Linked DNA regions of Homo sapiens: region 1 is linked to region 2. A link is an interaction called in ENCODE POLR2A ChIA-PET data of the cell type or tissue named here. Cell type or tissue: HepG2. All regions are shown on one strand. Links, peaks and the distances in the headings refer to the core of each region. The heading gives the core; the rest is flanking DNA. Region 1 overlaps SLC2A1-DT (SLC2A1 divergent transcript). Region 2 has its middle 79 kb from the start of SLC2A1-DT.

Region 1 (16,092 bases), core at 4,956-7,455, 55 kb after region 2:
AGACAGAGATTTGGTCAGAGTGAACCAAAAACAAGACCCAACTATACGCTGTGTAAAAAAAAAAAGAACACTTTTTTATTTTATTTTATTTTTGAGACAGAGTCTCTCTCTATTGCCCAGGCTGGAGTGCAGTGGCACGCTCTTGGCTCACTGCAACCTCCACCTCCCAGGTTCAAGCGATTCTCCTGCCTCAGCCTCCTGAGTAGCTGGGACTACAGGCAACTGCCACCATGCCCAGCTAATTTTTGTATTTTTAGTAAAGACGGGGTTTCACCATGTTGGCCAGGCTGGTCTCGAACTCCTGACCTCAGGTGATCCACTTGCCTCGGCTTCCCAAAGTGCTGGGATTACAGGCGTGAGCCACCATGCCTGGCCAAGATACTCTATTTTATTTTATTTTATTTTATTTTATTTTTTTTGAGTTGGAGTCTAGCTTTGTCACCAGGCTGGAGTGCAGTGGTGCGATCTCTGCTCACTGCAACCTCCACCTCCCGGGTTCAGGCTATTCTCCTGCCTCAGCCTCCCGAGTAGCTGGGATTACAGGCACGCACCACCACGCCCAGCTAATTTTTGTATTTTTAGTAGAGATGGGGTTTCACCATGTTGGCCAGGATGGTCTTGATCTCCTGACCTCGTGATCCACCCGCCTGGGCCTCCCAAAGTGCTGGGATTACAGGCGTGGGCCACCGCGCCCGGCCAAGATACCCACTTTAAATACAAAGACACCAGAGGCCTGCCTGGCCCTCAAGAGACTGCCCACCATGCCCTGACTGAAGGCCCCATCACTTGGGGAGGGGATCCTGATAGAGGGCACTACTGCCATTGTTGGGGCCCAAGTCACAGCCATCCCAGGCAACAGGGGAGGGCACACAGCTGAAAGTGGAGTATCACCTGGTCTCCTGGGGAACATGTTCTTAACTCCAGAGTGGGAGGGACAGGGAGAGTACTGGAGATTCAGATTATCAGCCACTCCCTGGGGTTTGGTCTCAGCTGGCTACGCTAGCACCTCAAGCTAGATACTGTCAGTGGACCTGGGCACTGGGATGAACCCAGGACAGCATGCCAGCCCCTACAGGGACAGGCAATGTACAGAAAAGGCCCAAACCAGCCGGGCGCGGTGGCTTACAACTGTAATCACAGCACTTTGGGAAGCTGAGATGGGCAGATCACCTGAGGTCAGGAGTTCGAGACCAGCCTGGCCAACATGGTGAAACCCCATTTGTACTAAAAATACAAAAATTAGCCAGGTGTGGTGGCATGTGGCTGTAATCCCAGCTACTCAGGAGGCTGAGGCAGGAGAGTCGCTTGAACCCGGGAGGTAGAGGTTGTGGTGAGCTGAGATCGTGCCACTGTACTCCAGCCTGGGAGACAGAGTGAGACTCCGTGTTTAAAAAAAAAAAAAAAAAAAAGGGCCCAAACCCCCTGGGCTGCCAAGACCAAAGGCAGATGGCGAACCACATCTCAGCTTCTCTTTTGGGCTTTCCATTAGTCTCTTCCATATTTGTCTTCATGAGACAACCAAACAGTACAGGCTCAGTCTGGGGAATGAGAGGCTTGCAGCCACGCTTTGGACTGGGGTTCCTTGGTAGCAGCTCTGTGGTAGGAGAGTGAGCCTAGAAGATGACCCCATGCAGCCTAGTGGCCCTCAGAGGGCAGAATCCAGACATAGGCCTGCTGCCTCCATGCCCACAGGCGCTCCTGCAGCATGCACAGCTTAGAAGCACCAGGTTTGATATGAGGAGAGGGATCCTTATCCACATCTCCTTGAAGCACACAACAGTCAGAAAACTGTAGGCAAGGATCAAGGCCTCGTGCAGGGACAGGGCAGGGTCTTCCCCAGGCCCCGTGTCTTGGGAAGGAGGAAAGCCGGGGCTGGGTGAGATGAGGCTCGGCCTGAGGGAGTTCATCTGGACCAGAGGGCTGCTTGCAGCCCATCTCAACAAAGACTCGCTGCTCCTCACTGCTCGGTGTCGTGCAGGTGTGCCACTGCGAGCCGGGCGGGCAGCCCAGCCCCATAGGTAGTGGGCAGAGAGTATGCATCGCCCACACACAGTACCTTCTCGTATGACACAGCAGCCCTGTGGTGGTGCCATTTCCATTTTTTTGGATGAAGAAACTGAGGCTCAGAGACACTAGGTCCTATGCCAGGGACATGTAGCTAGTAAGTGGCAAAGCCAGGTCAGTCAGCCTAATCCCCAAGCACTAAACTCACTCTGCGGTTCTGTCTCCTGAGACACCTGTCTCCCTCTCCCCGCTCCTCCTCCTTCTTCCCTCAGCCCCATCTCCAGGCTCTGCTGCCACTTCAGGCTTTTCCTTGTGGGTATCTCAGCCTCCTAGCCAGCCATGGTGGGACTCCCATGGGGTGGAAGAACCTGCGCCTTCCACCCACAAGGGTTTTATTTCTGCCTCTGCCACCTGCCTGTGCTGTGTCCCCTATATAAGCTACTGTCCCTCTCAGAGCCTTGCTTTCTCACCTGCAGAATGGGGAGGGCCTGTCTCCCACCTCCTGGGGCCATGGAAGGGACTGGAATGGTTCTCCCTTGAGCTGTTCTCTCACGTCCTGCCAAGTTCGCCAGACTCTGGGGCTCTCCACTTCCTCCCAGAGCTGCAGAGTGTTGGTCTCGGGGGAAGCCTGGTAGGTGCTGGGATCCTTGCCTCAGGGATGGACCAGTCACCTGTCCCCCCTCTCTCCTGGCTGACCCCACAGAAAAAAAAAATTAAAAAAAAATAAAAAATAAATACAAAGACACATATAGATTAAAAGTAAAGAGATGGAGAAAGATATAACAGGTTAACACTAATGAAAAGAATGTGAGAGTAGCGATATTCATTTCAGAGCAGACTTCTGAGCAAGGAAAATTATCAGGGATAAAGAGAGACATTACATAATGATAAATGGGTCAATTCTCCAAGAAGACATAGTTAAATCCTTAATGGGTATGTGCCTAACAACAGAGCAGCAAACTATGGAGGCAAAAACTGACAGACCTACAAGGAGAAATAGATGAATCCACTAGTATAGCTGAAGACTTCAGCATCCCTCTGAGAAATGGACAGATTCAGCAGGCAGAAAATCAGTAAGAACATAGTTGAACTCAACAACACCATCAATCAACTGGATATAATTGGTGTCTATAGAATACTTCATCCAGCAACAGCAGAAAACACATTCGTCTCAAGCTCCCACAGAACATTCACTAAGACAGGCTGCATTCTGGGCCATAAAGCACAGCTTAACCAATTTATAATAATAGAAACCATACAATGTCTGCTCTCAGACCACATTGGAATTAAATTAAGATAGCAGGGTAATCATTCTCCTTCAGTTCTCCTGTGCTATGTACATTAAAATAAAATGGTTATGCCTTTTCTTCTATTAATCTGCCTTTTGTGTCAGTTGATTACAGTGGACCTTCAGAGGATAAAGGGAAAGTTTTTCCTTGGCCCCTATAATAAGATGGGCCAGTATTAAGCTAATTTTCAATGCTGTAGCTAATCACATTATATTAAGGTTGAAATGCAGTGGAAAATTGAAATGTATCTTCCACATATCCCCTCTTGGAAGACCTTAGAGATGGTTTTCAATATTTTATCAGAGAACATGAGAAATAGCTTGCCAGACCCAGAACCCAGAAGCTTTATACATTAGCACTTGAAATCAAGCCAAATGGAATGTACATACTCTCGTGGGAGGTCTGGGTGTCTGGGAAAGATGAGTCTAGCAATACACTGACAGAGGACGAAAATAAAGCTTAAGAAGGAAGCAGTCCTTTAAAATTTTATTGTCATCGTTTTGCATTTAGACTTACCAATTAAAACATGCCATTTTTTACCCTTTAGTTCAGATGTATTTCTCTTCTTAGAGATAAAGACTCTAATAGATTATTCAGGTTGGGTGCAGTGGCTCATGCCTGTAATCCCAGAACTTTAGGAGGCCAAGGCAGGTGGATCACCTGAGGGTGGGAGTTCGAGGCCAGCCTGACCAACGTGGAGAAACTAAAAATACAAAGAATACCAAAAATACAAACTTAGCTGGGTGTGGTGGTGCATGCCTGTAATTCCAGCTACTCAGGAGGCTGAGGCAGGAGAATCGCTTGAACCTGGGAGGCGGAGGTTGCGGTGAGCTGAGATCGCACCTTTGCACTCCAGCCTGGGCAACAAGAGCGAAACTCCATCTCAAAAAAAACAAAAATAGATTATTCAAGTCTACGCATAGTTCAGATAACAAGCTGTCTTCCAATTTTTCTCAGAAGTATGCTTTTTTGTTGTTGTTGCAGAGGCAGTATCAGCACTTGCCAGCAATGTTGCAGAGGAGATGCCTGTGTTGAATAAGGTGTGGACTCAATGACCCCTTAAGGCCTCTTCTAATTGTTAAGATTTTTGGGATTCTGAAATTCTCCACAATTCTTAGAACTTGTGGTCCTTAGGCTGGGTTATTCCAAAATTTTTGTTTCTTAGATTATTTGCTATTAAAATTCTGTGAGTCTCAGGTTTTATAAGTGGCACTAAATATGATAAGGCATACAAAAATTACAACCTAAACATATGGCCCAAATTCCTGTTAGGAAAAGGAACTACTTTTGTTGAGGAAAATGCTTTGATAAGGGCTTTGAGTTAAGACCCCACCAAGAGCCTGGGATAGCTTATGCCTGGGCTCCTGAGGAGCAAATTGGGAGGGAGGGAGAGAAGTGAGCAGAAAGATGACAGGTCAGGGAGGAATAGCTCACATCTCATTGTACATCTGGGTAGCAATAAGCTGTGCTTCACAAGATGTGATACCTCTCCAGAACATTCTGGACCTCTGTGTAATCTGCTCTTGGGAATGCTTAAGGAGAGTGATTTTATTTTTTTATTTTTATTTTTTTAACTTTATTATTATTATACTTTAAATTTTAGGGTACATGTGCACAACGTGCAGGAGTGATTTTATTTTTATATGGAATCCAAGTTTCAGTTTCATCACATTCAGGTCAGTGTGGCTCAGGACAAAGCCAGCATGTTTTGCTGGAGGCAGAGATTATGGTACTAAGTGTAAGCCCCCTGGGACTTAGCCGACTTCTCTGGGAGAAATGTGGGCTTTCTCACGCAATGGTGCATGTCATGCTGCGTCTAAGGAACTCCATTCACATCGAAGTCTATGTGAATGGCCTTCTTTAGAGGTATATTAGGTACAACCTGAGCAACTGAATGTGACAGCCCTGGAACTCAGGCATTAGAGGACATTTCGCCTCAATCTGAAGGAATGGGGAGATCTCCCTTCTTCACCCTCCTAGCTAATATTCTGGTGCACGTTATATTTATATATATTTATAAACCTCTATGTCTAAGGTTCTAAGGTCCTAGGGTTCTATGATTCTACAGTTCTCTGACTCCAAGAACCTAAGAGTATAATCAGGTTCTATAATTCTATGGCAACAAGAACCACACAGCTAATGCTATTGTGCTTGCTATACCTTCTAGGCACTGTGCCAGGCACTTTGCGTGTATTATCTCAATTAATCCTTAAGCCCTATGACATACACACTATTATTCTCTCCATTTTGTAGATGTGGAAACTAAGGCACAGAGAGTTCTGTCATCCATCCAAGATTATGGTGCCAGGACTGAAGCAGCTAGTCTGACTTAGAGTCTCTTCCCCTCTGCATTCCACTGCTGACATTCCAATAAGCTCCCTCCCTAATTAATAAGCCTCCTTTCACTGGGAGCTGCCCTTTTCTCAGCTGAGGCCCCAGAAGTTAGAAACCAGACCTGAGCCCTTGTATCCTGTGTTGGGATGTGTGAAGCTGTCATGTCGCGTTGTGTTGTAATAGGCTGTGTTATGTTTCATGCGTTTGGCTCCACTGTATTATGAACTCTTCTATCACAAGGACTGAATCTGATTTGACCTTGTAAATCCAGCTTTCAGTCCAAGGACTGGTACACTTTGGGGGTTTAAAAAAATGTTTATCATATGAGCGACTAATTGCCCAAATGGGCTGTTGGGAGTGAGTTCTGGTGTCTATTAGACACCAGGTGTCTGGCAGTCCCAGAGCATCACTGCAGGGGAGGGAAGATTTCCCCTCTACCCTCTGAGGGTTCGGTAATTGACTCTATGAAATAAACTGACAGTAGAAGAAAGAGTTACAGAAGAAAAGGTACACAAATATACTACATGCATGGGGGCATCACATGAAAGAAAAGCAAATGTCCTAAACCTCAGTGAGAGCATATATACCTCTTAAAGGGGGTGAGCGGAGGGAGGGTTCAGGCAACTTAGGAGAGAGTAAATGATTTGGAGGAAAGATGAATGGGCCTTCAGAAGAATAGGTGATATGTGATAAAGTCTGTCTGGGGGTGGTGTTGACCCCCAGTCTCCTGTCCTGTGATCTGAGTTTACTCTTCTCTGGTTGATGAGGTTCCTGGGGAGGGGAGTTATAACCATTGAGTTCCTTTTGGAGGATTTATCTTGAAGCAGATAAGGGAAGTTCAGAGAAAGTCCCTCCCTGCATTTGCTGTTCCTCAAATGCTCTCAGTTTGAAGTCCAAAGTGACGTACCTTGGGGTGGCATTTCCTGAACTCTTTCATCATCCTGAGACTGCATTCTGACGAGGCTGGCAAGGTGGGCACACTTCCGAAGGCACTTGAGCAGGTGGAGCCAAACCAAAGTTCATCCTCACCAGGAGATTGGAGCCAGGAGCAGGACACCCTTGGGTCCCAGCTCAGGATCAGGTTGTAACTAAGTCAAGATGCGGAGCCTGGAGGGAGCCTCATCGGAGCGGGGCAGGTATGAGGAAGAAACTAGCCCCAGGTGCCTCCAGGTGTCCGTATCTCATTGTTACAGGGAGCCATAAGAGAGAAGTGGCCAGAGACGTAAAGGTGCCAGAGCCAGGTGTGCTTGGTGCTCTACCTTGTAGTCTCTTCTCCCTTCAGGACAAGGGCCCCACCTGACACCCAGCCTGGCTCTTGGGGGCTCTTCCCTAGGCTGGACTTTGCCCTGACTCCCAGGTATGAGCTGGAGTCCTGCTGTGGACCTTCCCAATCGCTAGACACAGATGCAGCTGCATCTGTTGACTTTGAGCCTGCTCAAGCCAGAAGCCCAGGAGTGCCTTCCTGACTCAGCCTCCCTTTGGTCCTGAGCCCTGCAAACACACAGCTGCCTTTAGTGTGGCCAGCTCCACAGCCCATCTGCCCCTCTCCCACCTCAGCTCTTACACTGAGAGGTGCTCACACTTGCTGAGCTACCTGCCCTGTCCTAGGCTAGGCATCAGCTTCTCCTACCTGGCCTGTCTGATCCTCTTTATTGAACACTCTGCCTGACCTCTGCCTCTTCCACCCATTCCCCAAAATCAACTTCCATAGCATTGTTCTAAGAGGCAGATCTGGCTGGGTGTGGTGGCTCACGCCTGTAATCCCAGCACTTTGGGAGGCCAAGGCGGGCGGTCAGGAGTTGGAGACCAGCCTGGCCAACATGGTGAAACCCCGTCTCTACTGAAGATACAAAAAATGAGCCAGGCGTGGTGGCGGGCACCTGTAATCCCAGCTACTCGGGAGGCAGGAGAATCGCTTGAACCGGGAGGTGGAGGTTGCAGTGAGCCGAGATTGCGCCATTGCACTCCAGCCTGGGCGACAGGGTGAGACTCCATCTCAAAAAAAAAAAAAAAAAAAAAAAAAAAGATGCAGATCTGACCATGTCCCTTCTCTCCCTAAAATCCTCCAATGGCTGCCCACTGCCTAAGGCAGAAAGTTCTAGTTCTTCAGCCCAGCTTCCCAGGCCCTTCATGGATGCCCCTGCTCATCTCCCTGCCTCCACTCCCTCTGCTCCCCTGAACCTGCCATGCTGTAGCCATCACAAACTTCGTGCCTTTGCATTTGCTATTCTCACTGCTTGGTATGCGCTGCATAAATTCCTACTCATTCTTCAAGAATCAGCCTTCCCTGGGTTACTCCTTGGTTTTATAACACCCTATGCACAACTCCACAGTGGCAATTATCATGTTATATTAGAGCTGTCTGATTGTGTTGGTGACCCCATCCAACTGGGAACACCACATGAGGCTGTATATTGCCTATGGCTTTATCCTGTGCCTGGCACATGGTACCTATGTGTTGAATGAGAAAGGAAGAAGTAAATGAATGGCAATGAGCGAGTGAAACAGTGCCATCGGTGATGGTGTGGGTGGGGTTGGTGTGGGCAAGGGATCCTGATGAAAGGAAACAACAGAACACAGCATGAAGACACAAGAGCCGACTCCAAGAGGGAGGTGAGGAAGCTGCCCCGGGAGCGTTCCCCCCATCTCTCTGTGGGAGTCCGTCCTGGACCGGAGCTGTGTGCTCTGAAATCCTCGGCATCCCTGTCATTTCCTTGTGTTTGTTGTTTCTGCTACCCCTGTGAGGAAATGATCCTTAACCCTGCCCCTGGGAAGAGTTGCTCAGACCTTACCCAATGTTGTTGTCTCCTGTGTAAGATGAGGTGGGAAGGCGGCTGCACAGCTCACTCCTACCCCATGCACCAGGACCCCCCTGGTAGGGGGCACCGAGGGCACGGCCTGGGAGTTTGGCCTGCAAGGCTAGAGCCAGGACAAGAGACCGGGCCTGTGAGAAGGGGGAACCAGGAAGCCACAGGGCCTGGAGGCTGGACCACTGAGCCCTGCAGCCACTGCTTGAGCCCCCAGGGTGGACTCCTGTCCCAGCTCTCTTGTGCTTAGCCACATGCCTGATGACACGCACTTCATGCTTAGCAGAGCCAAAACAGCAGGAATCACCCAAAGCTTTAGGTCAGGAGGTTGCGGGGAGAAACTACCTATTTTATTCACTTTCAGTACCCAACAGCATGCTCAGCACATCGTGGAGGGGCTCAAAAACTGTTGGGAAGAAGGAAGGAAGGAGGGAAGGCTGTCTGTCCTTGCTGGATCCAGAGGGCTATAGGGAAGAGGCACTTCCAGGGGTCAGCCCTGGTGGTAAACATCAGAGTGTGGGACTGCTTTGGAGAGGGGTGGAAGGCTGGGGGTCAGAGTCTCCTACACACACTTCCCACCTTCTCAAGCTCTCTCCCCATATATTGGAGGTCTGGGGTGGGCATCTCAATGGACCCTATTCCTGTTTAAAGATATCCCCCCACCCTCTTCCATGGCAAAGGTTCCCAATTCTGGGTGGGCATCAGAATTTCCTGAGAAGCTTTAAAAAGTGAAGATTCTTCAATCTAAATGCCCATCTGGGATGGAGTGGATAAAGAAAATGTGGCAAATATACACTATGGAATACTATGCAGCCATAAAAAGGAACAAGATAATGTCCTTTGTGGGGACATGGATGGAGTTGGAAGCCATTATCCTCAGCAAACTAATGCAGGAACAGAAAAGCAAACACTGCAGGTTCTCACTTATAAGCTGAATGATGAAAACACATGGACACATTGGGGAGGGGGAAACAACACACACTGGGGGCTGTTAGGGGTAGGATCGGGGGAGGGAAAGCATCAGGAAGAATAGCTAATGGATGCTGGGTTTAATACCTAGGTGATGGAATGATCAGTGCAGCAAATCATCATGGCACACGTTTACCTATGTAACAAACCTGCACATCCTGCACATGTAACCCTGAAGTTAAAATAAAAGTTGAAGGAAAAATGTAAAGATTTATGAGTCCCACTTGAGACCTACTGACTTAGAATACTGTTGGGCAGGACCATAAAACAGTATTTATTTTTAGTGCCCTGGGTGATTCTGCCATTTAGACGGGTAAGAACTCCTCACCAAAGCCGGGCACGGTGGCTCACGCCTGTAATCCCAGCACTTTGGGAGGCCGAGGCGGGCAGATCACGAGGTCAGGAGATCAAGACCAGCCTGACCAACGTGGTGAAACCCTGTCTCTAGTAAAAAATACAAAAATTAGCCGGGTGTGGTGGCGTGTGCCTGTAATCCCAGCTACTGAGGAGGCTGAGGCAGGAGAATCAGTTGAACCAGAGAGGCAGAGGTTGCAGTGAGCTGAGATTGCGCCATTGTTCTCCAGTCTGGGTGACAGAGCGAGACTCTGTCTCAAAAAAAAAAAAAAAATTAAAAGAACTCCTCACCTACCAGGTCAAGTTTAAACCCTCCAGCAAGGTATTCCCAGCCCTCTGCAATCTGGCCCCAGTGCTCCCGTGCAGCCTCACGCCCTTCACTCCAAGCACGCAGCTCATGAAACTGCTCCATGTTCCTTATCTTTGGTTGCTCTCTCACAACCAAAGATGATAGAAGTTCATCTTTCTGTCTTCCCCTCATCTACACAGGGAACTTCTACATGTCCTTTGAGCGAGGCTTTGCAGCAAATAAAAATATTTCACCCCAAAATATACTTCTTTGACATATTTTGAGATGGCTGTTCAGAGAGCCTGGGAACAGAAGTAGGCCTGCAAAGCTGTCTTTTGTAGGGGAGACCTGCATCTATAGGGACATCTGCATTGATGCAGGCAGGCTTCCTCTGCGGACCTTCCCTTGTCAGATCTAGGACAGACTAACTGATGAGAGTCTGGTACCTTCAAAGGTCTACTCTCTCTGACAGCTGCTATCTGTGAGCTTTCATCTACATAACAAGACCACCTTTGCTAGGGAGGCCTCCTCTTCTCCCCATCTCATAAACTGTTTTGCCAGGATCCAAGCCTCCCTTTCTTTCCTTCCTTCCTCCCTCCCTCCCTCATTTCTTTCTTTCTTTTTTTTTTTTTTTTTTTTTTTTTTTGCTCTTGTTGCCCAGGCTGGAGGGCAGCGGTGCGATCTCAGCTCGTGCAACCTCAGCATCCCTGGTTCAAGTGATTCTCCTGCCTCAGCCTCCCGAGTAGCTGGAATTACAGGTGCGCACCACAACACCCAGCTAATTTTTTGTATTTTTAGTAGAGACGGGGTTTCATGTTGGTCAGGGTGGTCTCAAACTCCTGACCTCAGGTGATCCACCCACCTTGGCCTCCCAAAGTGGTGGGAATACAGGCATGAGCCACTGCGCTCAGGCCCCAAGCCCCCATTCTTTCTGTAACCTCAAGATGGCATATAAGCTTCTGCACCCCATTGCAGAGTGGGGAGTAATCAATCACTCTGTGGTTCTCCCTGTGTGCGCATTAATAAATTTGCATGCCATTTCTGCTATTCATCTGCCTTTTGTCAGTTGACTTTTCAGTGAACCTTCAGAGGGCAAAGGGGAAGTTTTCCCTTGGCTTCCATACCTTCCACACCCTTCTTCCACCCAGCCAGACAGAAGTCTTTTCTCTTTCCTGTGTCTCTCCCAGCTCTTCCCTGTATCACAGCACCCGTCACTCTGCCCTGTTATTATTTAATGACGTCTGTGCCAGATAATTTGTACAACCTGCCTTGTTTAAGCCCCCCAAGAATCCCTGGAGGTAGATGATGATGAGGATGAGGATGATGATGATGATGATGATAGCAACAAAGACTCTGCAGGAAAAAAGCCTGCTCTAAGAATTCTACATGTGCTGCCAGACCCCTTCATCCTCACCACAGCCCTGTGAGGGGTAGCTTTCATTATTATCAAGTCCATCTTAGAGACAAGGACACTGATGCCCAGAGAGGTGAACTCATTCACCCTAGGTCACACTGGAAAGGGGTGGAGCCAGGATCTAACCCAGGCAGTGCTCCAGTTACCCACTGAGCTTCAGCCCTTTTATACATGAAGACCCTGAGGCCCAGGGAAATCATTTGTCCTAACTCACCATTCCCATAAGTGGCAGAGTCATAATTTGCATCCAGTAACCTCTGACCCCAGGGCTCCACACTCTCACATGGCCCCTGTTTAAACCTGCTGCAAAGTAATCTCCAGGTCAAGCTCCTATTCCTGGCCTGTTCTATGATGTTCCCTTCCTCTATCCCACAAACCCCCAGAGACTTGCCTTCCCATCTTCCCAACATGGCCTTCCCTCTGATCTCACTCCCTACCCATCCTGCCCCACCTCGAGTTCCCTGGAAGGAACACCCTGCCCTTACTGGGGTCACAGCTTCCCTGGCAGGCAGAGATCCAGCAACACTTGGGAGCTTTTCCCATTATTTCTCTATCCTGCATTCTGGACTAAGCAGGCAGAGGCAATGGAGGTGTTGGGGGAGCACCCTCTTCCCCTCCCTGGGCTTCTTTGTCAGTAAGGTGGAGAATGGCCCTGCCCTGGCTGCCTGCCAGGGCCAAGAAGATGTTCTGATGGGATAATGGGGCAAAAGCTTCACAAATGCTGGTGGTCCAGCCCTGAATGCCTCACTCCTGGGCCATGATAGGAGGGTGGGGTCCCAACCAGCTGGAGACCCAGCCCCACCATGCTGACAAGGTACCTACCCACCCTGCGCCCCAGCAGCCTCCTCTAAAGTAACTTCTGCATAGAATCACTATAAGAATCGACTGCAGCACAGACTGTACACATATAAAGGGCATCCCGACAGAGGAATAGCTCCATAAATAAAGGGTAGCAATTACGTGAAGGGTCCGGCCTCCTTCTGTAGAATCAGAGCTGTGAAATCAGGCACCTTTTCAGAGAACTCCAGTGGGAAACCAGCTCTCCACAGTGGGCCCCCAGTTCAGCCATCCCACCACTGAGAATAACTCTAGCTGTCCAGCTGGGCAACAGCAGGCTTTCAAAATTGCATGGTAATCTTGTAATCACAGATATCCTTTTTTTTTTTTTAAATAAGGTCTGGCTCTGTCACCCAAGCTGAAGTGCAGTGGCACAATCTCAGCTCACTGCAACCTCTGCCTCCTGGGCCAAGGGATCCTTCCGCTTCAGCCTCCAAAGTAGCTGGGACTACAAGCACACAACACCACACTCAGCTAATTTTTTTTTTTTTTTTTTTTTAGAGAGACAGAGTTTTACCATGTTGCCCAGGCTGGTCTTGAACTCATAGACTCAAGCAATCCACCCACTTTGGCCTCCCAAAGTGCTAAGATTACAGGCAAGAGCCGCCACGTCCAGCCCTGCAGATATTCTTTACCTCACAGAAGTTGTAGAGCTCTTAACCATCTGCTTTTCTCATCAATCCTTTACAAAGCCTACAGAAGGAGTTTGCGTGGTTCCGTGCTGGCCTGAGCTCATCTCCAGCTCTGTTTCTTACTTGCTGGGTGATCTTGGGCAAGTAATTTCCCTTCTCTGGGCCTCAGTTTGCTTCATCTGTGAAGTGGGTGGGATACTCTCAGCCTTTGAGGGTTCCTGTGAGAATCACAAGTATCAGGCACAGAGGAAGAAGATAATAGTCCTTAAATCACCATTACCCTCATTCTCTAGATGAAGAAATTGAGGTTTGGAAAAGCTCCCCTACTTGCTCCACAGCTAGGAAGAAGCAGGGTCGGCTCTGAGTCCAGGAGCTCTGCTTCCACACAAGAAGGATCCCCCAGTTTTAAAACTTCTGACACTATGAGGTATGGCTTTGGCTGCTCAAAAACAAAGACCAATCTCAGGGTCCTGTTTTAGATGTCCCTTGTTACAACTCTTATTAGTTACAGCCAGCTTGGCCCAGATGCAGCACCAGGTCCTCCAGACTGGGTCAGAGGGAACAAGGTGAAAGCCAACACGGGCGTGGAGGGTGAGGCCACGAGCCCTGTGTCTGCCGGAAGGCCCACAGACATGGGACAGGAAAGCCATGGGCTTGTCCCAGTCGACCGCACAGTGAGGACACAGTGACCTCATCCCCACAGCCATGAGCACTGTTGTCAGCACCATGCTCCAATTTTACAGCCTGAGTCAGCGGGCAGAGGGACACTGTGCATTTAATAGCCTGACATTGTGCAGAGAGACACTTTGCATTGCCCCGGCCTCGACCCTGCTGATTTATTCGGGCTACCTCAGAGTAAAAGACGAGAACTCTTCTTAAGCATCTGGCTCTGGGTAACTTACTTCTAATCTTCTCTCTTTTGAAGACAATGATAAAACACCATTTTTCGATTGACAAAGACTGAAAAGACAAACCACACCCAGTATTGACCAGAAGACTTCGAAAGAGCAGGTCTCTTTACAGCCGATAAAAGTGCAAAATGTACCATTTTTTCTGAAGGGAAATTTGGCAAAGCTTTAAAAATTCACCTGTCCTTTGGCCCTGTAATCCTTCTACTACAACGATATGTACTGAGTTCTTGGCACAAAGCTGTCCTTCATAGAGTTGTTTATAACTGCCTCCAAATGAAAACTGCCTAATTACTCATCAAGAGGAGATTGGTTCAATCAATGATGGTCTATCAGTCAGCCATTCAAAATCATGTTGGGGCTGCGCACCGTGGCTCACACCTGTAATCCCAGCACTTTGGGAGGCCAAGGCGGGCAGATCACCTGAGGTCCAGAGTTCGAGACTACCTTGACCAACATGCAGAAACCCCATCTCTATTAAAAATACAAAATTAGCCGGGTGTGGTGGCGCATGCCTGTAATCCCAGCTACTTGGGAGGCTGAGGCAGGAGAATCGCTGGAATCCAGAAGGCAGAGGTTTCGGTGAGCCAAGATCACACCATTGCACTCCAGCCTGGGCAACAACAGTGAAACTCAGTCTCAAAAAAAAAAAAAAAATCATGTTGGGGGCAGAGTGCAGTGGCTCACACCTGTAATCCTAGGACTTTGGGAGGCTGAGGAAGGTGGATCACTTCAGGCCAGGAGTTTGAGACCAGCCTGGGCAACACAGCAAGACTCCCATCTCTCAAAAAAAATTTTTTTAAATTAGTGTATTGGCACATGGCTGTGGTCCCAGGTACTAGGGAGGCTGAGGTGAAAGGATCACTTGAGCCCAGGAGTTGGAGACCAGCCTAGGCAATACAACGAGACTCTATCTCTTTAAAAAAAAAAAAAAAAAGATTAGCTAGGCATGGTAGTGCGCACCTGTAGTCCCAGCTACATGGGAGGCTGAGGCAGAAGGATTGTTTGAGCCCTGGAGTTCAAGGCTGCAGTGAGCTATGCTTATACTATGATTATGTCACTGCACTCCAGCCTGGGCGATAAAACCAGAGCCTGTCTTTAACAACAAGAAAAAAATCACATTGGGAAGAATATTTACTCACATAGGAATGTTCATGAGCAATCAAGAGACAAAGCAACTTAAATCCAGAATGATTTGCATTGATATAACTAGGCTTGATAAGCTTTTCCACATGAGGATTGTCCCCTTGGAACGCTCCCCATTGGAACCCAGCCACCACGCTATAAGGAAGTCCAAGCTATCCTTCAGGAGACAGAGGAGGATGCAACACCATATGGAGAGAATGGCCCAGCCATGTGTCCAGCTGAATGCTGCCGCATGAGTCACCCCAGCTGCCATCATGTGGGGCAGAACTGCCCAGTCAGTCCACAAAATCATGAGAAATAATAAGCTGTTGCTGTTTAAATCCACTAAGTTTTGAGATGGTTACTCTTTTTTTCTTTTTTCTTTCTTTTTTTTTTTTTTTTTTTTGAGATAGAGTCTCACTCTGTCACCCAGGCTGGAGTGCAGTGGCACGATCTTGGCTCACTGCAACTTCTACCTCCTGGGTTCAAACAATTCTTGTGCATCAGCCTCCCACATAGCTGCGATTACAGGTATGTGCCATCACACCCAGCTCATTTGTTTTTTTTTTTTTTTGTGGGGGTGAGTAGGGGCTCTGTCACCAGGCTGGAGTGCAGTGGCGCGATCTCGGCTCACTGCAACCTCCGCCTCCTGGGTTCAAGCGATTCTCCTGCCTCAGCCTCCCGAGTAGCCGGAATTACAGGTGCGCACCACAACACCCAGCTAAATTTTTGTATTTTTAGTAGGGACGGGGTTTTACCACATTGGCCAGGATGGTCTTGATCTCTTGACCTCGTGATATGCCCACCTTGGCCTCCCACAGTGCTGGGATTACAAGCGTAAGCCACTGAGCGGGGCCCCTTTTTGTATTTTTAGTAGAGACAGGGTTTCGCTATGTTGGCCAGGCTGGTCTTGAACTCCTGGCCTCAGGTGATCCACCCGCCTCGACCTCCCAAAGTGCTGGGATTACAAGCATGAGCCACCCCACCCGGCCTGACATGGATAATCTACAGCAATAGATAGCTGTGGCACCTTGTTTGCATTCCTAGATTTTCAGAATGCACACAGACCACAAGAGCAGAAGCACCTGTGTGGAGCATCAACTTAGTTGTGCACACCTGGAAGGCAGAGC
Region 2 (16,092 bases), core at 9,157-11,656:
AATCGCGTCCTTGGGGTTGCTGTACTTGTCCATTCACAGTCACAGTGGGACAGGGGAGGACAAAGAGATCCCAAGTGGATCATCTTGGTTCCACACATAGTCCTCCCATTTTATTTTTTGGATTTTTATTGTGTATCCACCCATTCTGCAAAAGCAGCTGCCTCCTTCTGAAGCTCAGGGCCAATTACTCCAGCCAAGATGGTGACCCGCTTTTCACCTTATAATTTCTGGACACAAGGAGTCTAAAGTGCTTTGGCAGTAGCCATAACTTGTAGTTCAAAGAGGCCTTGCTGTGTTCTCTAGCAAGAATTCACCATTTCTGGGACCAGGACCTCTACCTTTGCAGAGCCCAGAGCTGCAGGAATGGAGAGTACAAGGTCCCTAATGGGTCACTGGAAATGAGAGTAAATGGGATCATGCCTACTTCCATCCTTTGGTTCTCAGACCCATGTATTTTTCTGATTCCATGAAACCATGATGAGATTTCTGATTCAGTGTGTGTAGTGCATCTGGAGGATGGTCCCCGTCTTGCCACAAACCAAGCTCAAGTTTTTTCCTTCCCTTTCAAGTAGTAGTACATGATCCCCCATAGAGTCATAGGTATGAGTTGAGAGAGGGGCACAGATGCAACCATGATGGGTGGCATGGGGGTCTGGGCTGCTTGCTCATGAAGTCCCACCAAGGATTGATCCCAGATATACTGTTTCTATCATATGGTGAATTGCAGCTGGACTTGCTAGGCTTTAAGACTTGGTGGGTTCAATAGGACCTAGCATATATGGGCAATTCCAGCCAGACATCTGGTCAGCAATTCTGTCTCTAGCATGTCTCAGTAGCATACAGGAGCTGTTTTTCAAAAGGTGTACAATTCTTTCCTGTGAGTGGCACGGCCTTAGCCCAAAACCCCAGGGTCTACCTTTTAATTTTCCATGTGGGGCTTGCCCAAAACTCCATACCCCATCTGTTTCCACACTGACATTTCCAACACCAAGTTCTGCCGGAGTGTATGGCCCAAGTGTCAGGGCTGTTTGCCGTGCAGTCCGGATCTGCTGCAGAGCCCTTTCCTGCTCCAGGTCCCACTCAGAGCTGGGAGCTTTGCATGTCACCCAATGGAAGGACTGCAGTGGTGTCTCTAGGTGTGGAATGTGTGCCTCCAGAACCCAAAGAGGCCTAAGTGGCATTGGGCTTCCTTCTTTATGGTGGCAGAAGCAAACAGCAGCTGTTTGTCTTTTGCTTTTGGTCGGATATGCCAGCATGACCCTGACTCCTAGATCCCTCATATCTTTGCAGATATGACAGGCTTTGAATGTTTGCAAGGTTTACCTCCCACCCCCTGGAGCACTTGTCTTATCAAGGCCTCCAGTGTGCTGTCCACCTCGGCTTATCCTCCTGGTCAGCATGACGTCATGGGTGTCATGGAGCAGTGTGATGTTCTGCAGGATGGCCAGGTGTTCTGCAGGACGATTCTCCTTGGACTATATTGTGAAAAGGAGCAAGAGAATTAACACAGCCCTGGGATAAAACTATAAAGTAGATTATTGTTCATTCTGTGTGCATGTGAACTGCTTTATCTTCTTTCCTGGTTATGATAGAAAAGAACACATTTGCCAAATCAATAGCTGCATACTATGAACCTGAAACAATATTAATCTGTTCCAGCAAAGACAGCAGACCAGCACAGCAGCTGTATTTGGGGCTACTATTAGGTAAAGCTTTTGAGTGTCTATAGTCACACTGTAGGATACACCTGGTTTATTTTTTTAATCTTTAAAAACTTTTTTTTTGTTTTATTTTCTGCAGAGACAGGGCCTCGCTTTGTTGCCCCGGCTGGTCTCAAACTCCTGGCCTCAAGTGATTCCCCCATCTAGACCTCTCAAAGTTCTAGGATTACAGATGAGCCACAGTGCCCAGCCTCATCTGGGCTTAATTTTTCAGTGTGGCCCCTGCAGAAACTAGACGGACCCTCGCTCCTGCATCTTGAGATCCTTAAGGGTAGTGTTACAGTAGTTCCTCCTTACTCAGGAGGGATGCAGTCTAAGACCCGCTGTGGATGCCCGAAACCACAGATACCACAGATAGTACCAAACCCTATATACACTATGGGTTTTTTGTTTGTTTGCTTTGTTATTTTGAGATGAAGTCTCGCTCTGTTGCCCAGGCTGGAGTGGAGTGGCATGATCTCAGCTCACTGCAACCTCCACCGCCCAGATTCAAGCAATTCTTGTGCCTCAGCCTCCCGAGTAGCTGGGACTACAGGCGCCCGCCACTCCTGGCTAATCTTTGTGTTTTTAGTAGAGACGGGGGTTTCACCATATTGGCCAGGCTGGTTTTGAACTCCTGACCTCAGGTGATCCGCCAGCCTCAGCCTCCCAAAGTGCTGGAATTACAGTCATGAGCCAGCTTGCCCAGCCCACTGTGCTTTTTTCCTATACAGTATCGGTTGGGTAGCATAGACAGCATCATGGATGCACTGGACAAAGGCATGATTCATGTCCTGAGCCAGATGGAGCAGGACAACACGAGATTTCATCACACTACTCAGAGAGGCACACAGTTTAAAACTTATTAATTGCTTATTTCTGGGATCTTTCATTTAGTATCTCCAGACTGCGGTGAACTGTGGGTAACTGAAACCTCAGAAAGCAAAACTGTGCATAAAGGGGGATTACTGTATTATCTATCTCCCCCACACCAGGTTGCAATATTGTTTTTGATTTAATATCTTGGTGGGGAGTGGGGCAGGTGAAAAATAGATGGTGGGGGGGAAGGCGTGGTAGAGGTGCAGTTTCAGAGGGTTCCACTTGCCCTTCCCCACTGTGATAGCTCTTGCCCCACAGGGCAAAGGCCCAATGTGGGGATTATTCCATCTGCCAACTATGTCAACCCAACTATTCATTCAGAGACTGAAAAAATGACTACTGAGTTGTCTCATGTGCCCAGTGGGTCCACTGTGAGCTGGACTCTGGACAGGACTCCAATTATTAATACCTTCACACTTAGTTTTTGTTTTTTTAAATGCATTCAGCTTTTCATTATCTCTCTGTAGAATCGATGCAACTTAACACCAGCTAACGTCATTGTCTTCCTGTACACCATCCCCGTTCTTTTCAAACATTTGACTCAGTGTGTGGCCAGGCTGTTCCCTCTGTTGAAGCCTTCTCCAAGTCATTACCAATGAAAGTTTTAGCAATTGAGCCACCACCTTATGCCAGGGACTACCCCTACCCTACATGCCTTGGGGATGGAGTCTTCACTGACAGCTGGACAGCAGGTGATCCAGTAAATGAGCCCATCTGGCCTCCTGTGTCAGTTTTGATCCTTTAGAAAGGAGACACAGTCTGGAGTTAGGAGTGCAAAATATTTATTGGGAGATGCCTGTGAAAGAGGAAGGGGGAGGAACAGGAAGAGGAAGAGGAGGGCAAGCCTTCAGACCATGATGCAGATCTGAGAAAGCCTCCATAGGCTCAGTGGGGTGCTCTAGAACCAAGACTGCCTGGTGGAGGAGTCCCCATTGGGCAGAAATGACTAGACTCTGATCCCCCTGTTGTGCTCAGCCACTGATTGAGAGCTTCCTGGGGAGAGTGTAGCCACCTGAGGGTGCTGCGTCTGGAGAGGGTTTGCTACCTGCACTCCTTGTAGCTTGCTATGGGTCAAATTTTTGTCTCCTCCAAAAAGATATGTTGAAGTTCTAACCCCCATTACCTCTTGAATGTGACTTTATTTGGAGATAGTGTCATCACAGATGTAACTAGTTGAAATGAGGTTATAATGGAATATGGTAGGCCCCTAATCCAATATGACTGGTATCCTTATAAGAAGATGGCCACGTGAAGACAGAGACACAGGAAGAACACCAGGCGAAGACAGAGGATTGGAGCAAGGCATCTACAAGCCAAGGCTCCCCTGAAGCTACCAGAAGCTAAGAGAGGCATGGAACAGACCCTTCCTAGCACCTTAGAGGGAGCATGGCCCTGCTGACAGCTTGATTTCAGACTCCTGGCCTCCAGAACTATGAGACAATACATTTCTGTTATTTTAAGCCACCCAGTTTGTGTTCCTTTGTTATGGCAGCCCTAGCAAATGAATACACAGCTGAACAGTAAGTTCTTTTTCGAAGGGAGAGCTGAGAGACCCAGTTCCGTGGCTAATACAAATCCCACACTGGCTCCAAAGCTCACATTTTTTACCTTCCCCTAGGGTCCCCATGAGCCGGGGAGAAAGAGAAGGTCAAGGCTTGATGTCTTTCCTTTGGATGTCCTATACCACCACCACCTTGCCCCATACTGGCCTCTGATGTGTGGACTCATCGGAGACTGGGGTGATGGAGACTTAGGGCAGGCCCCCTACGTACACACACACCCTGATAAGAAAGGCAAGGCTCTAGGGGCCTAAATCCCATCTAAGCCACAGCAGTCCACCTGGCCCCATCGCTTAGGTGACAGGGAAGGAACTAAGAAGGCACTTCATCTGCCACCCGTCATTTCTCCTACAAAGCTGGCCCCCAGTTCCTGTGAAACTGGAGACACTCACTGAAAGGAGGGGGCTAAAGAGGGTGCCCCATACCAAGCCCAGCACCACTAGGGGAGGCCCAAGGGCAGCCTCTGCCAGCCTATATAATACATATTTCCAGGGAGAGGGTGTGGGTTTCTATCAGATTTTCAGACATCTCTTACCATTCCTCCAAAGGTACGAACCCCTGATTTATTCCAAGTCTTCCTCTCAACCAAATTTCTTCTTCTCTCTTTTTTTCCAAATTTTAAGAGAGAGGGCCTTGCTCTGTCACCTAGGCAGGAGTGCAGTGGCACTATCATAGCTCACTCACTGCAGCCTCGATCTCCTGGGCTCAAACAATCTTCCCACCTCAGCCTTCCAAATAGCTAGGACTACATGTGTGCACCACCATGCCCGGCTAATTCCAAATCTCTTCTTAGCTCTGCACTGGGTTCACGATTTCCTCCCCTCCCTACAGCCCCAGAGACCTGCTCCTTGGTGACACTGTGGGGCCAGGTTCCATTTTTCTCCAAAGAAGACTTTGGCCACCTTTCCCACAAGGCCTGCTCTGTGTCTTTGGAGCTCTACATAGACAAAACTTCATCCACCTGAGGTCTCAGTGGCATGGAAGTGGCAGAGAGCTGAAGTAGGCAGCCTTTGCTATGAAAAAAGATGAGAAGCATTAGGGAGCCCTGAGGGTCGTTTCGAGAAAAGGGGAAGAAAACCCCTGTATCCTGAGTTCACACTCTGTGCCGGGCCTGGTGTGAAGCATTTCCCCCATAGCCTCATTGTTATTGGTGCCACTTTATAAGGTAGAGGTCATGGGCTCAAAGAGAAGTGTAAGGCCCTGGATCCCCAACTACAGAGTGGGGAGATGGAACCTGAACCTGGTCTCCTAGCTCAAGAGCACGCTGCCCTCTCTTGAATCCTCACATGGAGAAAAAGATGGAAATCTGCAATGATTCATCTCCCATTTGGATTCAAGTAGAGTCAAGTTTTACATGAAGACCTTTGGGTGTATTGGCCAAACCCTCATTTCTGGTCTCAGGAAAAATTGTGAGAAAGACTTTGTGAGGGCGTAAAAGATTACTGGGTATCCTGTCGGGAGTTCTCGTCCAGGTTATCGTCACATTTTATTAACCTTGAGACATTTTGCAACTCTCTAGGTTGTGGAAAATTGATAATGCAAATTATTCTTTTCTATAGAAATGCAAGGAAATTGTGTCCAGGGGAATGCAACTGGGTATCACTCTTTTTATTTTTTTTTATTTTTTTGAGATGGAGTCTCACTCTGTCTCCCAGGCTGGAGTGCAATGGCACAGTCTCACCTCACCGCAACCTCTGCCTCCTGTGTTCAGGCTATTCTCCTGCTTCAGCCCCCCAAGTAGCTGGGATTACAGGCATGTGTCACCATACCCAGCTAATTTTGTATTTTTAGTAGAGATGGGGTTTGTTTCTCCATGTTTGGTCAGGCTGGTCTCAAACTCCCAACTTCAGATTATCCACTCGCCTCGGCCTCCCAAAGTGCTGGGATTACAGGCGTGAGCAACTGCGCCCGGCACTGGGTATCACTCTAAAGACAGATCAATTTTTAAATTCCAATTTTTTTTTGAGACAGGGTTTCACTCTGTTGCTCAGGCTGGAGTGCAATGATGCAATCACAGTTCACTGCAGCCTTCACCTCCCAGGCTCAAGTGATCCTCCCACCTCAGCCTCCCAAGTAGCTGGGACTGCAGGTGCATGCTACTGCCTAGCTAATTTTTAAAAAAAATTTTGTAGAGACAGAGTCTTACTATGTTGCCCCATCTGGTCTCAAACTCTGGGGCTTAGGCAATCCTCTTGCCTCAGCCTCCCAAAGTGCTGGAATTACAAGCGTAAGGAATGGCACCTGGCCTAAACATTTCTAAATTCATCAGCATTCTTATAGCCTATATACATGTGGTTCTTTAAGTTCTCCTTTGAACCAGTTGTAACATCTTACCAGTTCCCTCATTAATTAATGGGTTAAATGACACATGTTCATTAAATATTTGTACGTGACTGAGAAATTCATATTCTTGGATGACTTTGGCTCTGACCCAAATCCCCTACTCATGACAAGGTTTGAGAGGCAGGACTTTGGATTACCCAGAACTAGCTTTTTAAGACCTCTTTCAGAGTCCATAAACATTCTTTTCCTTTTTGTTCTTTTCTTTATTTTTATTACTATTTCCTGTCTTATTAATATTTATTCTCGTGTGTGTCATAGGAAGGGCCACGAGCACAAATGTACCTGTGTCTCTTGGTAGGAAGGCATATGTGCTAGCCAAGGCCACACGGGAGACATTTATTGACTCTGTCACCTCCTCTGTTTACTCTCTCTCCAAGGACAGACTGTAACCCAGCAGGATGGGAAGGGGCAGGAGGTTTGGGAGCCTTCTTGGACACTTGGACTTTGGTAACAGGAAAGGCTGTTGGAGGCTCCAGTACTGATAACCTCCTAGGCCAGTGTGAGCCGGACAATCTGGGAGCCGGGCAGAGTGGACAATTCTGATGAGGCTGAGGATCCACCAACGTCTGAAAGACGACGCTGTTGGTCCCATTGGCCCCCCGCAGGGACCGGCCCGAGCTGAGCCCCAGAGCAGGAAGGAAATCATCCTGAAAGCCGAAGTTCAGGATGGTCCCCCAGAGCTGGGTCTCCAAACCTCTTTGATCTCATACCATTACTGGTTAAAAATAATCAGAGTTATGCAGCTTCTATATGGGTACATTTTCTTTTTAAATTTTAGGTTTGTTTATCTCCATATTAAACAGTAATAAGATGTAATTACTTTTGTTATTTAAAAACAAACAAACAAACAAACAAACAAAGAGGGGTTTTTCCTAAAGATCAGAGGACTGTCTTGCGTCCCCACTTTGGAAATCATACAGTCCAGAGAGAGACTGTTTTCACAGGACAGGGGGAGAGTGGAGCATGCAGGGAGCGTGTAGCCTGGATTTGCCACCCGCAACTTTGACAAACTGTGTCTCCCCTCTAGGGCTGGATCTCCATCCATTTAAAATTGGAATGAGAGCACCTGTCACTAGCAAACCTCCCATATGGTTTTAGCATAAACACCACTCTACATAAAAAATGCAAAGTATTATAATTATGGGCTGTGGTTGTGTCATTTCCAACAGACTGAAATAGTGGCATTTTTTTTTAACAGCAGCCAAAGGCTTTAGGGCCAGAATGAAAGCTCAGATCTAAACAAAGGAACATCCCCCAGAATGCTATAAACTCACTGCAGTAAAGCCTGTCTACGACTACAGTCAGATCCTCTTCTAAGGGTTTGTGTTAAGGGTGAGAGAATCCTGGACAGGACCAAGAGATGTAATCAGGGCCCCAAGATAAACAGTGTTGCCTTCTTTTCTTTGCCGCCTGTAATAACCAAAAACTTTGTGGTGTTACTATTTGCTAAAAGTAATCATACTATCTACTACCATTTATTGAGCACTCCAGATTCAAAGTACTTTTTTTTTTTTTTTGAGACGGAGTTTTGCTCTTGTTGCCCAGGCTGGAGTACAGTGGTACGATCTTGGCTCACCGAAACCTCTGCCTCCCGGGTTCAAGCAATTCTCCTGACTCAGCCTCCCGAGTAGCTGGGATTACAGGCATGCACCAGCACACTTGGCTAATTTTGTATTTTCAGTAGAGACGGGGTTTCTCCATGTTGGTCAGGCTAGTCTTGAACTCCCGACCTCAGGTGATCTGCCCACCTCAGCCTCCCAAAGTGCTGGGATTACAGGCATGAGCCACCGCACCCAGCCCAGATTTGAAGTATTTTGTGCACATTATCTCATTTAGTTTTCAAAATAATCCAGGAGTAGGGCATTATTATCCCATTTTACATGTGGGGAGCCTGAAACTCAGATACGTTAAATAAGTGGACAAATAACCTGGACACTGAGTGGCAAAGATAAGTCTGCCAGCCCCAACGCCACCTTCGCTACCACACTCTAGTGCGGCTCACACCTTCCTCCCACGTGCCTCCAGTCTCTGGTGAGATGCGCGGCAATGCCCTTCTGTCAGACTGTCATCCTCCCTTCAGGACCCCCTGAGAGATGGAGGCCAGGCGTGTCACCAGCTAGCTGTGCAGAAACCCTGGGTCCAAGAAAGTCACCAGCAGCTCTAAGATGTGCCTTAGAAGAAGGAGTTGAGGCTGGCACAGCCATATTCCTGGCAGCTCAGAGCTTGCAGTTGGAAAGCATTTAGACGTGTCAGATTTGGGACTACTATTTCATTGAGTTCTCAAACTGAGGCCCACAAATGTGATATACTCTGCTTGGGGACTCCCATGGTTGGTTAATGTAAAAAGGCAGACACTGCTATATTTGTTTGAAGTCAGTCTGAAGTTTGAATCTCAGCTCTACCATGCATTCGCTGCACCTTTTTCGGCAAGTGGCTTCCCCTCTCTGAGTCTTGGTTTCCTAATTGGTAAGATAACACCTACCTCATGACTGCTTTGCAGTTCCTTCACTTACTCATTCTGCAAATATTAGGTTCGATCACATGCAATTGCCAATATTCAACCACTTTTTACTGACAGAAACAGCAACTTCATGCAGCTCAACTCTAGTATTCTTGAGGACTTTATTCATCAAAGTTTTCCAGAGAAATGAAATCAGCAGGAGCTCTGTGTGTGTATGTGTGTGTGCGTGTGTGCATGTATGTGTGTGTGTGCATGTGTATGTGTGTGCATGTGTGTCTGTATGTGTGTGTGCATGTGTGTGCGCATGTGTGTGTGCGTGTTTATGTGTACGTGCGTGTGTATGTCTGTGTGCATGTATGTGTGTATGTTTGTGCGTGCGTGTGTGTGTGTGTGTGTGTGAAGTTGGCTCATGTGATCATCAGGGCTGGCAAGTCTGAAGCCTGTAGGGTAGGTCTGAAGGCTGGAAATTCAGGTAAGACTCAATGTTGCAGCCTTGAGTCTGAAGGCGACAGGGCAAGCCAGCAGGTGCACAACTCACGCAGAGTTTCTATGTTGCAGTGTTGAGGCTGCCTCAGTCTTTCCGCAAACTTGAGTCTTTGCTGTGAGGAGGCCGGGGTGGCTGACAGCAGTGAGTAAAGGGGAGAGTATATGAGATGAGTCCAGAAAGGACCTAGGGTGCCCTGCAGATCATTGTTGCCTGGGAAAATGAGGATTAAATCAGAGACACGTGTGTGTAAAGTAATGAGCATGGTATTTGGCAGAAAGTGGCAGCCTTCATTCCTCTTAGTGACCTAAGCCCAGAGCACAGGCTGGTGGATTCTCGTTCAGGCCTCCTTCCTCCCTGCCGCCTGGATCCAAAGTCCTGGACTCCAGTTTTATTCACTTCATCCCCAAGCAGGGATTTGTGGAGCCTGTGGACCATCATGACAGCCTGGAAATCCAACAGTTCCTGCTGCATAAGTGAGAGAGCCAGGATCCACGGAGAGAGGAGTCCAGGGCCACCCTGAGTGGGCCAGACTGAGGAGGGGGTGGGGGCTGATACATGCGGAGCCGCGCCCCCACTGGCATCTCAGCCCTGACCCGCCTGCCCAAGGCTGGGCTGTAGCCTTGTCCAGCTCTGTCCCAGGCTTTGTTCCTGAGTCTTCGAGGCCCCTCTTCCTGCCAAACAAAGCCCCCAGCCTCCGCCTGCCGCCCAACAGGCACCTGGGGCCTCCGGGCCTGGGAATCAAAGCCTGTTTTGCAAAGGAGGCCCTGTGTTTGGAGAAACACCCATCCCCTGCTGCCCAGCCCTTCAAAGAGCCGGCATTGTTCTGCACTGAGAAGGCGCCTCCTGACGCGAGCAGGGGCCGGGCTGACGCGGGTGGACCTCTGATCTCAGGCCAGGCCCCCACGCCACTTGGAGTAGGGCCGGGGGGACCTAGGGGCCAGGGTGGGAGCAGTCTGTCCGGTGGCATTGTGCCCCTTTCCCGTCCTCTGCCCACCTGGGCCTCCATCCATGTGTCCTCACCGAGGCCTGGACCTGGAAACCTGGAGAACCAGGCAGGCCCAGAGGGGCATGAGGAGAAGAACTGAGGTAGAGACAGGGCTTAGTGATCACAGAGGTGTTCAGGGCAAGTATGTTGAAAGACTGTAAAAAAATACCTTCAGCTTACAGATTACAGGACTGAGGCCAGAGGAGAAATGGAACTGGGTCCAGAGCCCAACTCAAGCTGGGGTCAGGCTGAGCCTTGACTTATACCCTTGGTAATCATAATCGTTATGTCCAGACTAAGGCCCAGATCTTCTGAGCTGGATTTCAGTACTCTTTTTCTTTCCTAAAGAAATATTTCAAGGCCAGGTGCAGTGGCTCCTGCCTGTAATCCCAGCACTTTGAGAGGCCAAGGCGGGTGGATCACCTGAGGTTGGGAGTTTGAGACCAGCCTGGCCAACATGGTGAAACCCTGTCTCTACTAAAAATACAAAAAATAGCTGGGCGTGGTGATGTGCACCTGTAATCCCAGCTACTCAGGAGGTTGAGGTGGGAGGATTGCTTGAGCTGAGGAGGTCAAGGCTGCAGTCAGCCAAGACTGCACCACTGCCCTCCAGCCCAGGTGACAGAGTGAGACCCCATCTGAAAAAGAAAAAGAAAAAATAAATATTTCATATATACTTTTTTCCCTCAGAGTTGTTTTTATTGCAACTTTGGTAGAGATGACCTTCCCTTTAGATAAATGCTCTTAACAGAGAGTTAAGGCCATAGAACTAGCAGCAGGGCCCAGGTGGGTCCTGAGAGCTCCCTCAGTACTCAGAGCCCCTACCCTCCTGCCTATTTTCCTCCTGCTGCCATCCTCACACTTCGCATGGCCCAGAGTTGGCTGTGGGGCCTCTTAGCCTCATCCCTGTTGCACAAACGAAGTCTCTCAAGGCACAGAGAGGTGAAATAATCTGCCCAAAGTCATACAGGAAACCAGGGACAAGACACAACCCAGAACCACATCTCAGATGTGACTTCCGTACTCTTTCTTCCCTCCAACTACACTCCTCCTGAAGCCATATCATTCCAGGTCCCTCTGCCCACGGTGTCCCTGGTACTAACATTTACTTTGCAGTCTGTGATAATGATTAAGATCAAGGGCTCTTTAATCAGACAGACTGGAGTCCAGTTTAGTTCCCCTTCTCTGTAAGACTTTAAGTAAACTACTCATCCATTCTGAACCTCAGTCTCTTCTGTAGAATAGGAACAACAGTAGCTGCCAACCTTAAAGGCTGTTGTGAAGATTCACTTGGGGAGCAACCTATGAAAAGTCCTTAGCACATAATAATAAACACTCAGGAAGTACTGTCCTGATTAATCATTATTCCTCCTACTTTCACTATGTGGAAGGGAGGGGAAAGGAGGGGCCGTGGTAAGGTGTGGAACTGTCTCTTTGTATGAGCTGCTTCCTGAAGCAAACAGCAACAACTCCTTCCTGTTGGGCTAAAGGAAGAAGGAAAGGGAAGGGAGGGAAGCGGGGCGGGGTGGGGGGAAGACAGGCAGAGAGAGAGACTTTGAGCTCCAGCTTGGGATTCTTGCATTTCACCTACTTGGCCTTCTGGGTACTCAGTGTGACCTTTTGACAGTCAGGATGTTGCTGTCCTGGTCATCTTTGCCAAACATCTAATGACCACAGAGGTGGCTTCCAGCCCCAGAATCCTGGAAAATTCCACAAGACTGTTTGGAGAGGTGGGATAGCAGAGTAGAAGCTGTGGCAACACCTTAACAAGCCACTTCACTTCTCTGAGGCTTGCTCGAGAAACAGGTGACCACAATGGTCCAAGGTTCCAGTCCCAGCCCTGTTGTTTGCTAATTGTATGAACGTGGGCAAGTCTCTTAGCTTCTGTGGATCTCAATTTTTTTCCACTAAACAAGAATAATAAAATTCATGCAATATTATGATTTAGGATATTCTGTGTGCCATGTTACCAGACCCTAAATGATGCCAAAGATGACATTATCCAAAAACATGTAAAATGCCTATACATATACAATATACAATGCATGTTATATTATAGATACTTAACAAATTCTAGTTTCCTTTGGAGCCAGAGTTTAGACTGTCTTAAATTTGTGTCAATGGACAAGTCACAATCATATAATAAATAGCTATTTGTTATATGATTCTTCATCTGTAAACTGGGGCTTAAAATACCTTCCTTACATTTAATAATAATAACATTAGCTTGTGTTTGTTGATTATGTATGACATTTGGGCATTCTCTGTGCTCAGGATTTTTTCTTTGAGACAGGGTCTCACCCTGTTGCCTAAGCTTCAGTTCAGTGGCATAATCATGGTTCATTACAGCCTCAGTCTCCTGGGCTCGAGCAATCTTCCTACCTCAGCCTCCTGAATGGCTGGTACTACAGGTGCGTACTACCACGCCTGGCTAATTTTTTATTTTTTTATAGAGACAGGGTCTTGCTTTGTTGCCCGGGTTGGTTTCGAACCCCTGGACTCAAGGAATCCTCCCACCTCAGCCTCCCAAAGTGCTGGGATTAGAGGTGTGAGCCACCATGCCTAGCCAGCATTTTAAATATATTAACTTACATAATCTCAAAAACTCCATAAAGAGGTTTTTGTTGTTTTAGAGACAGGGTCTCACTCTGTAGTCCAAGCTGGAATGCAGTGGTATGATCACAGCTCACTATAATCTTGAACACCTGGGCTCAAGTGATCCTCCTGCCTCAGCCTCCTGAGTAGCTGGGACTACAGGCATGCACCACCACACCTGGTACATTTCTTAATATTTTTGTAGAAATGGGGGGTCTTGCTTTGTTGTCCAGGCTGGTCTCGAACTCCTGGTCTTAAACAATCCTCCTGCCTTGGCCTCCCAAAGTGCTGAGATTACAGGCATGAGCCACTGTATCCAGCTCCTGCTGTCTTGAACGAGAAAAGCAGGCCAAGTAGAATTAGCAGTAGGATGGCAGTTCTGCTTTTAAAATGTGCATCTGAGACTGGATGCAGTGGCTTACCCTTATAATCCCAGCACTTTGGGAGGCTGAGGCAGGAGGATTGCTTGAGCCCAGGAGTTTGAGACCAGCCTGGGCAACACAGCAAGACTCCATCTCTACTTTTTATTTTTATTTTTATTTTTTTAATTATTTTTGAGATGGAGTTTTACTCTTGTTGCCCAGGCTGGAGTGCAGTGGCATGATCTCAGCTCACTGCAACCTCCGCCTCCCGGGTTCAAGCGATTCTCCTGCCTCGGCCTCCCAAAGTGCTGGGATTACAGGCATGAGCTACCACGCCCCGTCAATACTCCATCTCTAAAAAGAAAAAATGAAAAAGAAAAAAAATGTGCGTCTGTTTTTATGTGCAGAGAAAAGCCAGGGAGAATGTCTGTCAAAATGTTTCTGTGGTTATTGATGAGTGATTGAATTGGATGCATTTTGTTTTTTTCTTCATACTTTTTTATATTTTCCAATTTTTTTAAATAAGAAAAATGATGGAACATAGGTACTAGAGGAAGAATAAAAGTAGGCTTCTAGGCACTCCTTCATTCAATAAGTGCTTATTTGTGTTCTCCGTCAAATTATATTTTTGAGTGCATATTACAATGGGCCAGGTACCAGATGGAGTGTTAGAGATAAAACAGTGGCCTAGTGGCTGGGCATGGTGGCTCACGCCTGTAATCCCAGCACTTTGGGAGGCCGAGGCGGGTGGATCACCTGAGGTCAGAAGTTCAAGACCAGCCTGGTCAACATGGTGAAACCCTGTCTCTACTAAATATGCAAAAATTAGCCGGGCATGGTGGCGGCGCCTGTAATCCCAGCTACTCAGGAGGCTGAGGCAGGAGAATCACTTGAACCCGGGAGGCAGAGGTTGCCGTGAGCCGAGATCGCGCCATTGCGCTCCAGCCTGGGCAACAAGAGCGAAACTTTATTCCAAAAAAAAAAAAAAAAAAAAACAGTGGCCTGGAATGCTGAGAACCATTCCAATGTCAGATGCTCTGTACCAATTGTCCCCACATGTGCACTCCACTCATTCGTATACTTAACAGAGGTGATCAGACACTGCTGCCAGGCACACCAAGTCCCACACTAGGCAATGAGTACACAAATGGCCTCAGTCAAAGGCCCCACCTCCAGGAACTCACAGAGCTCAACACATACTGCTGCAGTCCAGCACAGTCAGGGCCATAGCAGGGGACATGAGCATTAAAGGAGGGAGCTGCTGACATGGAGACCATGAAGACTTCCCCAAGGAGAAAACAGACAGGCCCCGGGTGCAGGAGGACACACCCTCAGAGTGCTTGGAGAATTTTGCCGCATTCCTAGATTGCTAGACCAGGAAGCTATGACCAACGAAGGTAGGAGACAGTCAGAATTGACACATTCAAAACCCAGCAACACAGTTTGGAACAGCTTGCATTAAAAACTGTAAAATATGCATACCCATTGGTCCAGTCATTTCACATCTAGGCACTTATAGCAAAGAAACAACTAAAAATATGTACAGAGATTTAGCTGCTGGTATGTTCATTTGAGCATTGAGAAACAGTAGAGTGTAGGGGTTAAGCCCACAGACTTGGAATCCTTGTCTGCCTGGATGTTAATCAGGCCCCACCACTTAACTCACTAGCTGTGTGACCTTTGACAAGTCACGTACTACTTCTGTGTTGAAATTTCCCAATTTTGCTGGGCGCGGTGGCTCACGCCTGTAATCCCAGCACTTTGAGAGGCCGAGGCGGGCGGATCACAAGGTTAGGAGATCGAGACCATCCTGGCTAACATGGTGAAACCCCGTCTCTACTCAAAATACAAAAAATTAGCCAGGCGTGGTGGTGGGCACCTGTAGTCCCAGCTACTCAGGAGGCTGAGGCAGGAGAATGGTGTGAACCTGGGAGGCGGAGCTTGCAGTGAGCGGAGATGGTGCCACTGCACTCCAGCCGGGGTGGCAGAGCAAGACTCCATCTCAAAAAAAAAAAAAGAAATTTCCCAATTTATAAAATGGAGACAGTAATAGTACCCAATTCATAAGGTTTTAGGAGAGATTAAATGAGTTAACATCGGTAAAGCACTCAAACAGTGTGATGGCAAGCACCATAAAAACATTTGAAGAGGCCAGGTGTGGTGGCTCATGCCTATAATCACAGCAATTTGGGAGGCCATGGCAGGCAGATCGCTTGGGCGCAGGAATTTGAGACCAGCCTGGCCAACATGGCAAAACCCTGTCTCTACCATCAAAAATACAAAAATTAGCCAAGCATGGTGGCCTACACCTGTAGTCCCAGCTACTTGGGAGGCTGAGGCGGGAGGATGGCTTGAGCCCAGGAGGCGGAGGTTGCAGTGAGCTGAGATTGCACCAGTGCACTCAGCCTTGGTGACAGAGTGAGACCCTGTCTTAAAAAAAAAAAGAAAGAAAAAAAAAAAAAGAAAAGAAGCCAGGTGTGATGGCTCACATCTGTAATCCCAGCACTTTGGGAGGCTGAGGTGGGCAGATCACGAGGTCAGGAGTTCGAGACCAGCCTGGCCAACATAGTGAAACCCCGTCTCTACTAAAAATACGAAAATTAGCCGGGCGTGGTGGCACGTGCCTGTAATCCCAGCTACTTGGCAGGCTGAGGCAGGAGAATCGCTTGAACCCGGGAAGTGGAGGTTGCAGCGAACCAAGATCACACCACTGCACACCAG

What was found. ChIA-PET counts read pairs that join two places held together with the same protein. Peaks named below come from ENCODE experiments on the same cell type or tissue, not always from the same donor. Only the 100,000 strongest peaks of a DNase experiment are listed, where the experiment ranks them.
Region 1: POLR2A ChIA-PET joins it to region 2 with 7 read pairs; 7 of 35 experiments call an interaction of 5 or more read pairs at or near these places.

Annotation. Positions count from the first base shown.
Region 1 is chr1:42,971,029-42,987,120 of GRCh38, reverse strand. It overlaps SLC2A1-DT (SLC2A1 divergent transcript), which reads right to left. Exons shown (of 4, transcript NR_033967.1): 3 at 12,933-13,147; 4 at 3,763-3,996. Among named protein-coding and RNA genes, the nearest start is that of SLC2A1-DT, 20 kb to the right of the region's middle. RefSeq lists enhancers at 13,039-13,539, 13,540-14,040, 15,154-15,653, 15,654-16,092. In HepG2, for the core only: no CTCF peak of the experiment used is centred there; DNase peaks (open chromatin) are centred at 6,470 and 7,040.
Region 2 is chr1:43,030,284-43,046,375 of GRCh38, reverse strand. No RefSeq gene overlaps it. Among named protein-coding and RNA genes, the nearest start is that of SLC2A1-DT, 79 kb to the right of the region's middle. RefSeq lists an enhancer at 9,611-10,161. In HepG2, for the core only: no CTCF peak of the experiment used is centred there; a DNase peak (open chromatin) is centred at 10,175; H3K4me3 peaks cover 664 bases.